Linked DNA regions of Homo sapiens: region 1 is linked to region 2. The links are chromatin loops, found by intact Hi-C in ENCODE. Cell type or tissue: dorsolateral prefrontal cortex. All regions are shown on one strand.

The links. Peaks named below come from ENCODE experiments on the same cell type or tissue, not always from the same donor. Only the 100,000 strongest peaks of a DNase experiment are listed, where the experiment ranks them.
Region 1: it touches region 2 in a loop (2.1-fold over the local background); 2 of 110 quality-filtered maps call a loop at or near these places.

What each region holds. Positions count from the first base shown.
Region 1 is chr3:140,197,644-140,205,643 of GRCh38, reverse strand. All of the region lies in intron 2 of CLSTN2 (calsyntenin 2), which reads right to left. Among named protein-coding and RNA genes, the nearest start is that of CLSTN2, 270 kb to the right of the region's middle. RefSeq lists enhancers at 458-1,029, 1,030-1,602, 5,782-6,981. In dorsolateral prefrontal cortex, no CTCF peak of the experiment used is centred here; a DNase peak (open chromatin) is centred at 7,253; H3K27ac peaks cover 735 bases.
Region 2 is chr3:140,090,603-140,098,602 of GRCh38, reverse strand. The region is part of intron 1 of CLSTN2 (calsyntenin 2); the gene reads right to left. Among named protein-coding and RNA genes, the nearest start is that of CLSTN2, 160 kb to the right of the region's middle. In dorsolateral prefrontal cortex, a CTCF peak has its summit at 2,362 (motif pointing left); DNase peaks (open chromatin) are centred at 4,626 and 7,207.

The DNA of each region.
Region 1 (8,000 bases), 110 kb before region 2:
GCTGTGTGTGTGTGTGGGTGGGGGGCGGGTCAGGTCCAAACAACAACTGTACCCAATCCTCAATCCTCCTTACCTCCTCTGTGGCTTTCCTAATTTTTTCTGCTCTCCAGCCTCAGTTTAATCTCCCTCCCATATTCCCACCTTTTGTGAACCATGTAGCACCTGGAAATTGTCTTCCTCTAAACTCCTACTTCAAGGTGTGACTAACTTAATCCTTAAATATTTATCCCATGTTCAGGTGCTTCAGGCACATCTGTTTTGTCTTCTTATCTACACTGTGCATGCCCTATAGGCAGATATCACACCTTCTGCCTCTGTGGCATCTATGTCTCCCTTGTGTCACTAAGGACTCCATGAGAGCTCAATACGCATTTGAATTCAGTTGAACCACACGTAGGTATAATGATAAAGAAATAAAACCCATAGGATTTGGTAGTTAAATCCCAGCAAACACCTTTGGATGCTGTGTGATCTTTGGCAAGTTACTTAACCTATCTGACTTTTGATTTCCTCAACGTGAAGATTCAAATAATAGGTCTTCCCTCTTCCTGGATGGAACAAGGGCCGTAACTTACAGAAAATGCCTACCCTCTTTTCATAAGCCTCCCTCTTCCACTCTGACCCACCTCCCCTCACCCCTCCTGATTCCCCAACTCCCTTTCATATTTGAGCCCCTCAAGAATCATTAGCAAGTCAATAGTGTCATGAGGCCCATCAATGTACTGTCCTTAGGGATTGACTATCTCTCCCCAGTGGCCTCATATAGCCAGAATGGGGGACAGCGGGACAGACAGACCTGACAATTACAACCTCCACTGCAGTTCAGCTGCCTGTGGTGGCAGTAACCAGGGGAATAAGACCCTAGGCAATGGCAAGGACCTCAAGAAGGCTCACGTTGCCCTTCAGATGAGAGAAGGTTACCCTCAGCACATCCAGTTTCCCCAGGCAGGGACATTTGGGCATATTGGAGTGACAGGCTGATCATCACACTGTTACCTTTAGTTCCAGAGCTTACCGCCACTCCCAAGTTTTGTCCTTGACAGTAAAGCCTTTCTTTTACAATCAACTAATCCAAGGATTTGCCTTTTCCCAAATTAACACAAAAACAAACACATACACATGCAAATAATTCCAACAGCTAATTTACTGAGAAGTGATTATGTGGCAGATACTAGGTACTTTACATGTATTCATTTGTTAATACTCCCCTCAAGGATGTGGGGTAGGTACTGTGATAAACCTCACTTTACAGATGATGAGCCAAGGCACAGAGAAAGGGTGAGTAACTCGTGCAAGTTTGGAGAGAAAGGGACAGATGATAAGCCGTGAGGTCTGGCATCAGTCTTAGCTTCTGGGTAGTGCCCTGCCCTGCCTCTCTAGGCCAAAACATGTTTTTGGGTGGCCCCAAATAAAAACAACTACCACTTATGAACACCTTCCACATGCCATATGCTATTTCAGATATTATTTCCATCTTCCAGAAAGAGAAATTAAAGATTTGAAAAGTTAAATGATTTATTCAAGATCACCCAGGTAGAAAATGGTGAAGCAGGAATTCAAAGCTGAGTCTAACATGCCACACTGTATCCCAAAAGATACTTTTTCTTTGAAAATGGGGGACAGAAAGAAAGAGATCTAGGGAGATTAACTGCAAGAGGATGTCTTCTCAAGGAGTGGTCCTAGCTGCCTCCTCCTAACCAAGACCCTGGAGAGACACATTTCTCCAGCAACTTTGTTTCCTCCTCTGGCATCTGCCAATTAGACAGAATCTTGCGGGTTATTTTCTTACCATGCTCCAGGTTCTACCTTAAGCAAAATCTTTGCAGCCTCTCCCTCCTCTTCCTCTGTCATTGTTCCTACCACTGCTCATTACCATCCCTGGAATCTCTCCAAAACAAGCACTGCCAGGAGAAGCCATTGTCTTGTCAGCTAAGTCCATTAAAGCTGTCAGGCTCCCTAACAAATCTATCAGGCACCAGGAGGCCTTTCAAAATGATATCATTTGCCATTCAGGCAGAAACAAATAGCTATCCCAGGTGACTGGCAGAGGCACGGGCCATGCGCCAAATTGCACCGTGGTCTCAGGAAAAGAGCTAACATTTTCTACCAACAAATGGCACAGGATGTGCATATTTCTCCCATCTTAAAAACCAAAAAAAAAAAAAAAAAAAAAAAAAAAAAACCCACACTTTCTCTTAACCCCTCTTCCCTCATCAGCCAACATCCTATTTCTTTGTTATCCTTTGCAGTAATGTTCCTAAAAATGGAGTGGGTCCTGCCTCACTATCACCTTTTTAATGTCCTCCCATTTTCTACTGAGCAAGTTCAATCAGATTTTTGTTCACCTTTCCCCTAAACTATACTTTTCAAGGTCACCCATGACCTCCAGGTTGCTACATGCAATGATCCTTTCTCAGTCCTAATCTTACTTGACTTAGCAGCAGCACTTGATCACTCCCTATCTTTGTCAGAGTACACTTAAGGCTGTAAAAACCAACTTCAAATCTCAGTGGCTTAAAATAATAAAGGTTTCTTGCCCACGACACATTCCAATTTGGGAGGGGAGGGTACTACTCCATGTAGACATTCAGGAGCCAGATCCTCCCACCTTGGGGTTCCACTATTACTGAAGGCTACGGGGTCCTCTACTGCTCAAAGATTGCAGGAGATCTTACTGGCTAGACCAGGAGGGGGCATAGATCACTTCCACCCACATTGCACCGTCCAGAACTCAGTCACATGGATGGACCCAAATTCAAGGGAGACTGTGAAATGTAGACTAGTTATGTGCTCAGGAAAAAAAGGACCTGTTGGGTGGGCATCTCACTAGTCTCTTCCACGCTCCTTCTATACTGTCTTTACTTTGCTTCTGGACACTTGACTCTCTTGGTTTCCTCCTAACACACTGGCCATTTATTCTATCTCCTTTTCTCATCCTATCTCTTCTCTTGAACATCTGAATGTCCCGTGGCCTAAAAGACTAGCTGTTTACCAATTGTCCTAAATTTATTTCTGCAGTCAGACTTTTCTCCCAACCTCCAGGCTTTGGCATCCAACTGCCTACTTCACATCTCCACTTGGAAGCTATAAGGCACAGCAGACAGAACGTTCTAACGTGAATGCCTGGTCATCCTTCTCCAACCTACTCCACCCGCATCCTTCCTCCAACTCAGCAATGACACCTCCATCCTTCCAGTTGTTTAGGTGCCAAATCTTGTAGGCATCTTAGACTTCTTTGTTTCTCTCACACCTCAGATAGAACACATCAGGAAATCCTGTTAGCTCGGCCTTCCAAACATACCCACCCACAATCCCACTACTTCTCACCTGCTGATATAAGCCACTGGCACTCTCAGCTGTTACTGCAGTGGCCTACTAAGTGGTCTCCCTGACACTGCTCTTGAGCCCTGTAACCTCTTCTCAATATAGGAGCAGAGAGGCCCTATCACAATGTAAGTCAGATCACATTACTCTTCTGCTCAAACCCCTGCTGTAGCTCCCATTTCACAAAGGAAAAGCCTATGTTCTGACCATGGCCCACAGCCCTGCTTGATCCGCCCACCTCTAATACTGCCTGACCTCCAGGCTTTCCCTAAATAGCCAGACCTTTGCAATGGCAGTTGCCTCTGCTGAAAACATCAGAGCCAGATAGCACAGGGTGCATCCCCTCATTTCCTTCGAAACTTTGCTCAATATCATCTTCACAGTCAAGCAAACCCTGACACTAAATCTTCCCTTTCCTCCTCTTCTGTGTTTTCAGGTTTTTTTTCCTCATTTTGTATCTAACTTATTATATATCATTATATATACACACACACACATACACACACACATATACATGTGTGTGTGCGTGCATATAATTTGCTATGTCTGTTATTTATTGTCCGTGTTCCACTTCTACCTCAGCTGTGATGTAAGCTTCACCAAGGCAGAGAACACTTTTTGGCTTACTGATATATTCTAAGTTTCTAGAACAGAGCTTAGCACACAGTAGGTGCTTAATAAATATTTTTAAAATAAATAATTAGTATTTTGCACCACTGGAAGTTATAGAAGTTGTAGAACATTGAGAGTTAGTCTCTCAGTGGCTAAGGTATGACACTTTGATTCCCCATGCCTCTATTCCAATCATGCCATTCTAACCCTTCCTGGCTCTCCATTAAGTACAGATCCCAGCTGTCAGTGAACATCCTCTGCATTTTTGTCCCAGTGCTCTTCTCTCATTGTTGCTCCTACTTCCCCTACACATGAGACCTGTGTGCCAGGCAAAGTGACTGCACAGCTGCTACCTTGACAAGGCCCCATTTTTCTCCCCTCTGTGTCTCTGCTCCAGGCTTTCCTGCTCTATTTAATGCAGCCCCTGAGACCTAGTCATCTCCCAATGGCTATTTCGAGAATCATCTCCCACAAGAAAGCCTATCCTGATGTCCCCAGTTGAACGGACACCAAACCAGTCTCTAAACAACACAGTGCTCTCTTGTATCTCTCTCATGTCAGCTTCCTTCCTCCTCTGAATAAAACTTTTGAAGGCAGGGCCTCTGTCACGTTCATCTCAGCCAACAAGTATAGGGCTTTATGCTCATTTATGTAGATTTGTATTTAACAGACAGTTCTGTTCTGTGCTAGGATTGAGGTCAACCTCCCTGACTTCAAGATGCCCCTTTGGGAGAGGAGACTCCTAGGGGAACAAGCAGTTTCAAGGTTATGCTATCAAGGTCCTTTGGTGATGTGTCAACTTGGATAGGGAGGGGGTGTACTGGGGAAGGCTTAACACAGGAGGTGACACCTGAGCCAAGACCCAAAGAAAGAGCAGGTGTTTAAAAGAGGAGGCAGGTGGGGGAGGGGAGGTGTCCAAGAGTAAAGACCAGCAAGGGACTCAATAATATGTGTTAAATTCAATTCGATCATTGAGAAATGTTCTGTCTTTCATGCTCTTTCAAATGTTTGATTATATACACACAATGTCTTAATGAGATTGAGGAAAAACTCTAGTGCCTTAGGACAAGAAAAAAAGAAGTTTTAACTTAATAGCAGGATTGTGCGTGTCAATATAGCCTTATTAACCCTTCCTGATGCTTTCACATCCCTGGCATATTTTTTTCACAACTATCCTGTAGATATAAAGAGCATGCTATTAGCATTGCCATTTCACAGACTAAGAAATAAACTGTTATTTCTTGTATGGCTTGTTGACTGCTGACTGACAGGCATACTGACTCTGTTTTCAAACACAGGCTCTTTTTGGCGGTCATTACGTGGAGTCTAAAGATGGGGTTCCTGAAATGACTTAGGGGATCCATAAATCCCCTGAAACTTATGTAAAATTCTCCAAGAATTTTTTACGGCACTAAGTTCTGTATCCTTCATTATATTTCAAAAAAATTATCTTAAAATATGTACAAACCACTGCATCATACCATAACCAAGGCCTCTGAGGAGAAAAGAAATCTTGGCTTTCATGATAGCCTTGATCAAGATCAAACTTGGGACTGGTTCATACAGCCCCTGCCTAGAACAAAGTTCCCAGGGAAAGAAATATAAGGGGAGACGTAGAATACAGACTCTTAAATCTGAACTGCCTTCATGCCTGGACTAAAGGCCTTGTAGGAGGTACCCAGCGAGCCACCAGCTGCTTTTAATCCTGGCATAAATAATGCCCTCTAGTCAGAATCTGAACTGTGTTTGTGCATAGTGTTTGGGTTCAGTGCCACTAAATTTAAAAGACCTTTGCAATTTCAAACATACACTGTTTGGCTTGGATTAAATGTCATTAAAGTCTAATTAAGTGTTTACTAGCAGCCAACTCTGAGTCCACCTGATGGCCAGGGGCACTTACTCAGTTTGTTCCTCCCAGTGGTTCCCACACTTTGGAGAACATCAGATTCAACTGGGGTGCTTATTAGCTGTATAGCTACCCAGAACTCACCCCAGGCCCACTGGCCTCATTTCTGGGAAGGCCAGCTGTATCAGTCAAGTGTGGAAAATCTGGGGTAGAAAGAGATTGAAAGAAAAAAATGTGCAGTATATCCCAACCATCCTTGATGACAATAACCAGGTGGGCAGGGGCCTGGGCGGCTCCTAGTTTGATAAGCACCCCTGATGATTCTTACCACCAGAGAGGATTTTTCTGGGAAACACCCACCTCTTGAGTGGCTTCCAAATTTGGCCCTGTATCAGAAATGCCTACTAGGTTTCAAACCAATTCTGACCAGGTCTACTCCAGACATACTAAATTAATTTTTTTTAAGGGGTGAAGCCCAAGAATGTGTTTAGAAAGCTCCTCAGGTGATTCTGATGGTCAGGAAAGGAAATCAATGATGAGATAAAGGGTTATTCTGATGAAGAAAGCCTACATATTCACCATAGTTTCTTCTCATTTCCCCCTCAAAAGAGCCCTAGCTGCTCCCAGCCACCCTCATCAGCCAGTGTTCTTTGCCCAAAGTGGGAGAAAAAGTCTGATGCAATATTCTGCGTACTTACAAGATAAGGAAACTCACACATGGAAAGATAGGCCCGAGACTAGACTGATTTTCCATCTTCTGGCCCTGACACTTTCTTGAGGACTTGAGAGAAAGGCTCAGAGTTAGAATCTCCATGGAATATGAGAAAATAATTTCCCCACACAGGGGCTGTCATCCGGGCCTTGGAGAATCCTACCTGGGAATTAGAATCAGACCTCCCTAGATGCTGAGAGCCAGGCAGGTAAACTAGAGGCCCTGTCTCTCAGTTGATTTCATTCAAAGTGGGATATAATTTCATCCATACCTACGTTAACCTCCTGGGATTATTCAGAACAGGGAATTGCAGGCCACAACCCACAGGCTAAATTCAGCCACTGTTTTAGAGCCTGCAGACTAAGAATGGTTTTTACATTTTTAAATGGTTACATTTTAAATGGTTAGATTAAGTACCTACATAATGGCCTAAACGTCACCTGTTGACCTGCAAAGCCTAAAATACTTACTATTAGATCCACTACGAAAAAGTTTGCTGACCCCTTCTTTACAGGATTAAATAAAGTGCTTGGCATATGTGTACTACCTGCTGTTATCTTTCCAAAACCTTTTAGGAGCTGAGAACATCCCCCAGCTGACAGCCAGCAACAAAGCCGGGACCTTACCCTAGGACAATAAAGAACTGAATTCTGCCAACAGCTGGTGAGCCTGGCAGAGGACCCTGAGCTCCAGAGGAGAGTGCAGCCCAGCCAAAGCCTTTCTTTCAGCTGGGTGAGACTGTGAACAGAGGGCCCAGTCACGCTGTGCCCAGTCTCCTATGCACAAAAATTGTGAGATAACAAATGGGTATTATTTTAAGCCACTAAATGTGTGATGCTTTGTTACACTGCAAGACAAAACTCATACAGGTGCCCCAAAGGCACCAACACAACATGAAGTATGCAGCTGGACTGTGGACACAGTCATTGTCTGGTTCAGAATGGGCAACTTAATTACAGTAAGAAGATAAAATTTAAGAGCAACCATCCACTATGGCCCAGATACAGTATGATATAAAGACATTTTTCCTATTGCAGAATATGTGAAGTGTCTATATGTATTTATTGATGCCTTCTAAAACCTTTCCATTGCTTTTGCTTGAAACACTGGTACAATTCATGAGGACTTTCAAGACCACTTCAAGAGCCACAAATAAAATTCTAATTGCCCAGGATCCACAGGATAACAAAGCCAGAAATACCTTAGAGATCATCCAGTAAAACAGTCTGGCCCTTTGTTTTACACATGAAAAAACTCAGCATCACAGAAAGGAAATAATTTTTCCAGGGATACATTCTGAGCTAGATGCAGAATAGAAACTAAAACTGAGGTCTTCTGCCTTTTGAACTAGGATTTCTCAACTTCAACATTATTGACATTTTGAGCCAGATAATTCTTTGGTGTGGGGCTATCCTGTATATTGTAGGACGTTTGGCTGCATCCTTGGCCTCTACTCACTAGATGTCACAGCAACCTATAATCTCCCATTAAGACAACCAAAAAATG
Region 2 (8,000 bases):
ATTTACTGCCTTCAAAATAGTAAATATGCAATGTCTATACATTTCCAAACTAACATATTTTGATTAAGCAATTAATGTCACTATATAGCTCTTTCTCTGTCTCCCTCAGTCTTGCTGAAGGATTTAACATCAAACAATTCAACAGTGACAGCTGGTGAGAAATCAGCTTTGAGATTTCTCATTAAAAGTAATGCTGTGTTAGTAGCCAAGTACTTGTGAAATGTTAAAATTTAATGGTGTGGAAAAGGCTTATTCTAACTTTGCAGATTGTACCATCTTTGCAGAAGTTGGTAGAAGATTACAACTTGGATTGTGGAAGGCCTGGTGTAGTTACAAAAATGACAGGAATTTGCAGAAATAGGTGTCTACCAGGTTGTAGAAGTATCCACCTGAGTTGTGATACTTACTGTGGTTTGCTTTGTGGCATTCTTGAAACCTCCAATTAGCTCTCCTGCTTGCATAAAATAAAGTTTTTTTGTTTTGTTTTGTTTTTTGTCTCTGCTTCTTCACTCTACAGTCTCACCATTTTTGGCTGTTATGCTGAATAGACAGATTTATTCAGCTTGTATTATCTCCCCAATGCTGTTTTCAGGAATACTCTGTCCAATGTCTTATATCATGGCATTGTATAGGCATTTACAAAATTCATTTCTCTGGGACGAATAGCAGGAAATAAACTTTCATTTGTATTTTAGATGGAGAACAAAAATACGAGAACTCACATCCAATGTAATCAAAGCTGCCCATTTGCATTTGGGGGAAATAATTACATTCTTTATCTCCTAATCTTAAATCACTTACTGAAAACTCCAAACACCTGTGACAATAAAAATGTACAACTACACAAATTATTCAATGGATCCCATCTGTAGATTTTAATATCAGCACCTTCCAGCCTAGTAACTGCACTGCAATTGACGCTAGTTGAGAGGAGGAGGTAATACGTGGGCTCTCTGACCGCCCCCATCATTTTCTTTTCTAAAATTCGAAAGCACATGGAGTGGGAACAACATGGTTTCATATACAACTATGTATGCATTTGAATGATTTGTGTGATTTTTACCTAATGTTTCATATTAGTATGTCTTATCTCCTCAACTTGATTGTAAGCTCTTCAAGGGCACATAGTTAGAGCTGAAGTATATTGGCTGCTGTGAGCATTATTATCATCAAGGTGATCGCAAGAAAAATGGTAGGCTGAAAGTAAAGCAGGGGGTGCTGTAGCAAGCCAACAGAAAATCCAAACCAAATGGCTGCTAAATCTCTCAGTTTAAAAGTAGGGTAGAGAGAGGACAGGACCACTGTGCTTGGAGACAGGCAGTCCCTAGTCCCAGTACTTCCATTCTGTGATCTTCCATAAGTCACCCAAACCCTCTGAGGCTCAGCATCTTCATGTATAAAGTGAAGGTAATAATATAGTTGTTATTATATTAGAAAAATATATGTAAAGCCCCTGGCACATTATCAATACTCAAAAAGTGTCCACTCATTTGACAAAATAATTCTATAATATTGTACCCAATATTGGGGCTGGGAGAGTTCTGAGAGCTAAGCTGGTCCAACACCTGTTCTTATAGTGAAGAAACCAAGGCTTAGAGAAAGGAGTTGATCTGCACCCAAGTTTAGTCAGGAATTTGCCCACTCAGAGTTAATGGCAGAGCAAGAACTAGAACCCAGCGGGCTACACCAAGGCTGTGGCTATAGCTACTCTGCCTACTGCCTCTTTCATGTCTCTTCACACGGAACCCTAATTCCAAGGGGATATGAACTCCTTCTTTTTATCTTTTCTTCCCCACAGCACAGCCTCCTATTCCAGACGAAGAGATCACAGAGCCCTTGTGAGATAAAATAAGATCAACTCTGAATCAGGAGCCTGGGGCAACTGCCAGGCTTCCCATATGGGCCACATCTAGCTTTGGGCATTTTCAAAAGAGGCTTTGATGGATCTCTATCTGCAGTGAAGCACATGACCAGCTAATGTTCCCAGCTGATGTGGTCCTGGTTCATGACCTAGAAGAATTCTTCATAACTATCTCCAGGAGTAGTCATGAGAATGGGGACAAATCATTAAACAAAACACAATAGCAGGAAAGCACTCCCGCCAAGATATTCTCTCCCAGCACCTTACTTCCAGTGCCACAAAATCTACCAACAGAGCTTCATCCCTTCCAAGGATGACATTTATCCTCTGGCACGTCACAAATGCTCTTGAGAGATGTAACATATTATAAACCATTAATACCAATTGAATTATCGGAAACCTTCCACTGCAAAAGCTGGGAACTTCTAAGCAGAACATGATTTGCATTAGATAGAATTGGCCAGAGAGGGAAACAGGAAGCAGTCAGAAGCAGTATTAGTTATGCCCTCTGCTGTTTGGGGAGCTGGGGACAGCATGAAACCACTGGACACTGAAGAGAAAATGAGATTTCAGGATCAGGAAGGCATGAGGATGATGAAGCAGAGAACTCTAAAACTGGGCTTTGCAGTCATTTGGTAAAATCAAATTACTTTCCCTTAGAATCTTTTCTGAGAAAGGCGCTCTTGTTTTTCCAAGAAGCTGAGTAAATCATCATCCAGTGTCCTTAAATTTCCTCTTCTACCCATTGTGCTTTATCTCCTAGGAGAGCAACTTGACAAAACTGCACAATCACTGCAAACAAGAGCCCATCACAGACAAACAAACAGCTACCCACTCACCAACAGTGTGGGTGCCAGCTTGTAACTCAATTACTTGCGCGTCCTAACACTAATTTACGGGGTTTGGAATGGCTGTCACCGTCCTTGAAAACATAGCACTAAAGAGACACAGATGTTCGTCACTGGTCACTGACATGGTCCCAATACCCCAGGTGTTTGCTTCCAAGCACTCTTCCTCTCTCATTTTGTGCAGAAAATTTAGTGTCATGTGACCAATACTCATAATCAGGATGCAGGAAAAGTCTCCATACACTTTATGAGAACTGGGGATGTTTGTAGTTGGAATAGAATAATAGTAGTTATGCCAAAGCCTGATCCAAATTATTATGTAGGATAGAAAATGCATGACGTGATCAGAAGTGGAGTAATTGTAGATAGCCAACTGCTTCCTCCAGTTCTCCACTAATGGCACTGAGCTTTCCTGGGTTAAACATTCATATACAATGTCCCTGTTAACTACAGGTATGTAAGAGCTAAGTAATTTTTAATTTTGGATATTTGGCCTGAGGGCATCAAAGAATATGGTTAAGCAATCTGGAGTATCGAAATAAAGGAGGGCCATACCCACTTGACAAGGCAGCTTTTCAGAAACTGTCCTCCCCACGACAGTAGCTCCTGAAGAACTTTCAGAACAAAAGTCAATGTTATGAGTTATTATTTGTTCTACCACTCTATTAATATTCTCACTGCCATTAACGCTCCTAGCCCCCAGACATCCTTAATATATGAGCAGCTCTGGTACGGTGTTGAGGGAGAGACAGAACTAATCAGAAAGGGGTAGAGAAATTAAGTTAGTAGAATCTTTGTGAAAGACTCTTGAAGGGTTAAGAATACTACAAGACTCTCACAAGCTGAGAGCATCATGCCATCAATAAAATCTACTTAAAGTTCTATAATCAGTCTTGGTCTTAATTTAAGTCATTTTGAGACCTTGAAGTCCCACTGACTCCTGCTGGTTCCAGCAATGACTACAAAGCCCTGGCTGCAGTACGATCCTTGACGTATTATAACGTAATTTACGGAAAGTCAGTTTGCTATGAGTGAAACCTCTGACAAAGCAGAAGACAGTGTGCTCAACAGACTTCAGAAAATTGCCAATTTCCATATTCAAGGAGAGCCCCCTGACAGTATAACTTGGGGGCACAGACACTGGGGAGGGCTCTTGTCTGCTTTTTTTCCAGCCTTTGTCTGCCACTGCTGCTGCAGACTAAAGGATACACTATTAGTATTGCACAGCACCCTAGCTGTTTAATTTAGGCACTTATGATGTTACATTTTTAAATTAGAAAGAGTTTTGAGCACTGAACATTCCATTTGCTAATTTTTTTTTCCTTTCTTCCCTCTAGAGGTTCCTGTACCATTTGAAATAAAAATTCATTTCCTTGAATACATGGAATTGATGCTAATTAAAATGCCTGCAAGAGTTAAAGGAATCAGCCAGCCCCAGGAAAATATAAGGTCAGTTTTATTTTTCAAAGGGCATGGAGAAAAATTAAAATATCCTTAATTCAAGTCATAGATTTTATAGAATTTGAAGAGACTTTACAGCTCCTCTAGCAAAGTAGGAGAAAGGGCATGGTCTCTAAAGCCAGACAGACTCAGGTCTGACGCTTGGCTCTGCCCCTTCCTGAGTCTTTGACCTTAAATAAAGACAATTACCCTACTCCCCACCCCACTGGATTAGAAAAAAGATGTTTTTAGCAGGGAAGATCTGACTGTCAAATGTGTGTAGGATGTGTTTCTGTTTTACTTTGGCATTGGGGTTGAGGGTTAACGTCTGTTGAAATGAAAAGGATATTAGTGACAGAAAAATGAGTCCAAGTTCTATTAATGAGACGAATTTGAATTTCTCATATGGAACACATGGGCTGCTTTCAGAAGGAACTGTGTCCTCTCAGCCATGAGCTCTCCTATTTCAGATTCCCCCGGGCAGTGTTCCAACACGTTAGTCATTCCCATATTACCTCTGAGGGTTCTTGCCATATCTGGACTCTACTTGTATTTACTCCTGTTCTTTTTACTAGACTTTGAATAAACTCATTTTAACGACTTATCCTTAAGATACTACTACTTGTAACTTAGAAATAGTAGGTTTGACATACTAATTGTACATATTTTAACATACAGTTAAATACATACCTATAAATAGCCATGTTCACCTTATGCCATTCAAAATAATTTTGCACACTGGTCATTGGAAAATCCTTCTTTAGGGGAGAGATAGAGTGGAAGATCACCATGGTTTTTCCCCACCCCATCTTAAAATTACGAGATCTATGTCCCCAACCCTGCCACAGTGAAGAACAGTGAATGCTCAGGCAGAGCTCACCCCACCCTCTGCTAGCCCTCAGTCACTGGCATTAGGGGACATTGAAATTCAGCAAAGAATATGAAATGTGCAGAGGGGACCTAAACTCCAATATTGAAGGTAAGTGGGAAGGGGAGGGGAAGGAACCAGGGTACAAGTGAGAAGGGAAGAGAGGCTAAAGGAAGAGACAGCTAACTGGGGGGTAGGATGAAACAAGAAGGCAGTGAGGACACCTTCAGGCCATGGCGGGTACAGATCATTGCTGAGCCATCTCCTGGCTCCATGACCTGGTGCCATTGTTTATTACTTCAATTGTCATTTACTGGACTTTAAATACACTCCTTTCACAACTTAATTAATATCTGTGAAATAATGGCTCAGGGAGCAACCAGAGCAGGCGACACCCCTGCCCCACCGCACCCAAGGAAGCCTGGGCCGTGCTGCAGTTGAGGGAGTCAGTAACAAAATGGGCCTAAAGCCTCTCTCTCTCCCCACCTTCTCTCTCTCTGTCCAGCTCTGTAGCTCCCATTTGAATACCGTGCATAACAAAGGGCTTACATCCTCACAGGGGCCCAGATGGTATACCCACACTCTGGGGAAAGATAAATCTAGTGGCTTCCAAAAAAGCTGATCAGCACCCTCCATCCACTCACCCCTCATCCTTGTTCTTGGCCATCTGGCCAGCATGCTTAGCGAGGAGAACCCCTGAGGTAGGAGGAGCCAGGCAGCACGCAAGTCACCGTCCCTGGAGACTGAAATGCACCATGGAGGGAAGGAGTGGAGGAGCTTGCAGGAGGATTGCTGAGTCCCTTCTCAAGGTGGTGAGCACTGGATGAGCTTTCATTGTTCGTGGAACTCCCTCGTGTTGTAATTAACTTGCTCGAGTCCACAGGAATCAGGTTTGAGAGCAGGGATCAGACAGAGGTCTTCTGACTTCCAGCCTACTGCTCTCTGCAAAGTGACTTCACCTGATGGTTTCCCAAGGCTCATGCACCAGCCCGGCACACCCCGCAGTGGCTGGGAGCACAGTCCTGGGAAGAAAGACCTCATCAGTGGGCCTCCCAGCTCTGCAACCTTAGCAAGACCCTAAGCCTCTCTAACACTTAATTGCCCATGAATAAAATAAACACACCCCACTCTAAGCCTCCTTCCAGGAGAAACAGATAATGTTTGTCAATACTGAGTACAATTTAGTGAACACCAGCTTCTTCCCATGAAATGTTCAGTTCTCTGTGCCCAGGACTGAGAGCAAAACAGGGGCATGTCTCTCATCCTTACAGTTTTATCAAGAGGCTCACTTTTTTCCTGGCAGAATTATCCAGCATGTCCAAAAGTGTGTTCCCAAGTGATGACTGTGGGAGGATTCTTCAGTGAATTGAACAGTAAGACAGCATCCCAATTCCTAAACACTTCTAAGTAGGGCCAGGAGGTTTGAGGGGGCACACAATGCACTCTCAGGAGCCTCATAGTCTCATCAAGGATCCAGATGCTGAAGTATTCTCACAGCAGCCTTTGCAGACAGACTTAGAGGGTGGGGCTGATCCAACGGGCTGGTAGGGAATCCCAGGACCTGCTCTCTGTAAAGCTTCCTGGATTGAGGCACAGCCAGACTTGAATTAGAGAATCCTTACTTATTCAACAAACATTTACTGAGCATCTACTATGTACTGGGCATTGACTGGGGACTAGGAATACCACGAAGAATGGAGAAAATTAGACAAAGCAAATGGAAATTGCATTGTTGTATGGTGAGGCAATAAAAGCGAACACAGAGGCTATTGTTCCCATTCATAATGGAACTTTAAAACACAATATAACTTTTAAGTACATCATCAACAAAATCCCTAATGGGATATTGTTCCTTCTGTGTTTGTTTGAGGCTTTGTGTTTGGCCCTGAGGAACCACAGAAGGCCCAGAGTGGAGCTGTGGATGGCCCACGCCTTCTGCATTTCAATATCAAAGTGAGGAAATGTTTTCATTTCCTGAGTAATTTCAAAAAATGATTTCATAGAGAAGTGCAGCAAGTCAGCATAAACATTTTTTAAATGTCTTCAAACTGTACACAGATTTAGGTAATGAAATGTTCTGGGCTTCTGTGACTGCCACATACCGCCCAGGCAGGCTCTGGTGTTTTCTAGGAATTCCTTCCCCCAAGGAAGGCAGCTACTCACTGGCACGGCTCCCTGAAAGCAGTGGTCTGTTGGGTACAGCCAAGGAATGGGTGTCCAGGATGAGGGCTGCCTGTGTGTCTGGATTTTGCACTGCTTTGTTAAGGCTCAAGAGTCTGTTCAGGACATATTACCAAGGGTATGCTCTTCCAGCTGAGTCATCTCTCCCTGCCCGCAGCTGCTCTGTGTGGTCTGCCTCATGCTGTTGGGCACCTTATGTTTATCAAGCACTGATTATCCATCAGGCACCAGTCTCCATGTTTGTGCACAACAATCCTTACAGCAGCTTCATGAGGTTGGGGTCATTATCCCACGTTTAAAATAAAGAAATGGTGACTGGCTCTAGAAAGCCACCAACCTCCCCAGGGGACACAGTTGTCGACAGAGTCAGTCTGGGCCACTCCACCACATTATGTAGGAGCAGCCCAGAGTTCCTCAGAACTCCTCTACCCATCACCAGGCTACCTACATGCAATACACCTTCTCTTAGGATCAGATTCCCAGTTCCAAATCTGGCATTTGAAGGCCTCTAACTTCCTACCACAAAGCTCTGTTTTGACCCCCTGACCAGTAGTACCCTTTCCTGCCCCCGTACACCTCCTTTAATGGTCTATCTTGCCCTTACTATGTCCAGCCTGCTTCTGAGTCTTGATTCCTCACTTCAGAAACTTCACCCTAAGTTTGCCCTACCCTTCAAGGATCAGTCAGCCTCACTTCCTCCAGGAAGTCTTTCCTGGCTGGTGTAGCCCACTCTTCCCATGAGATTCACTGTTCCCTATTTTCTGTGTTAGTGTTGTGCCTCCAACAGGACTTACGCTCCCAG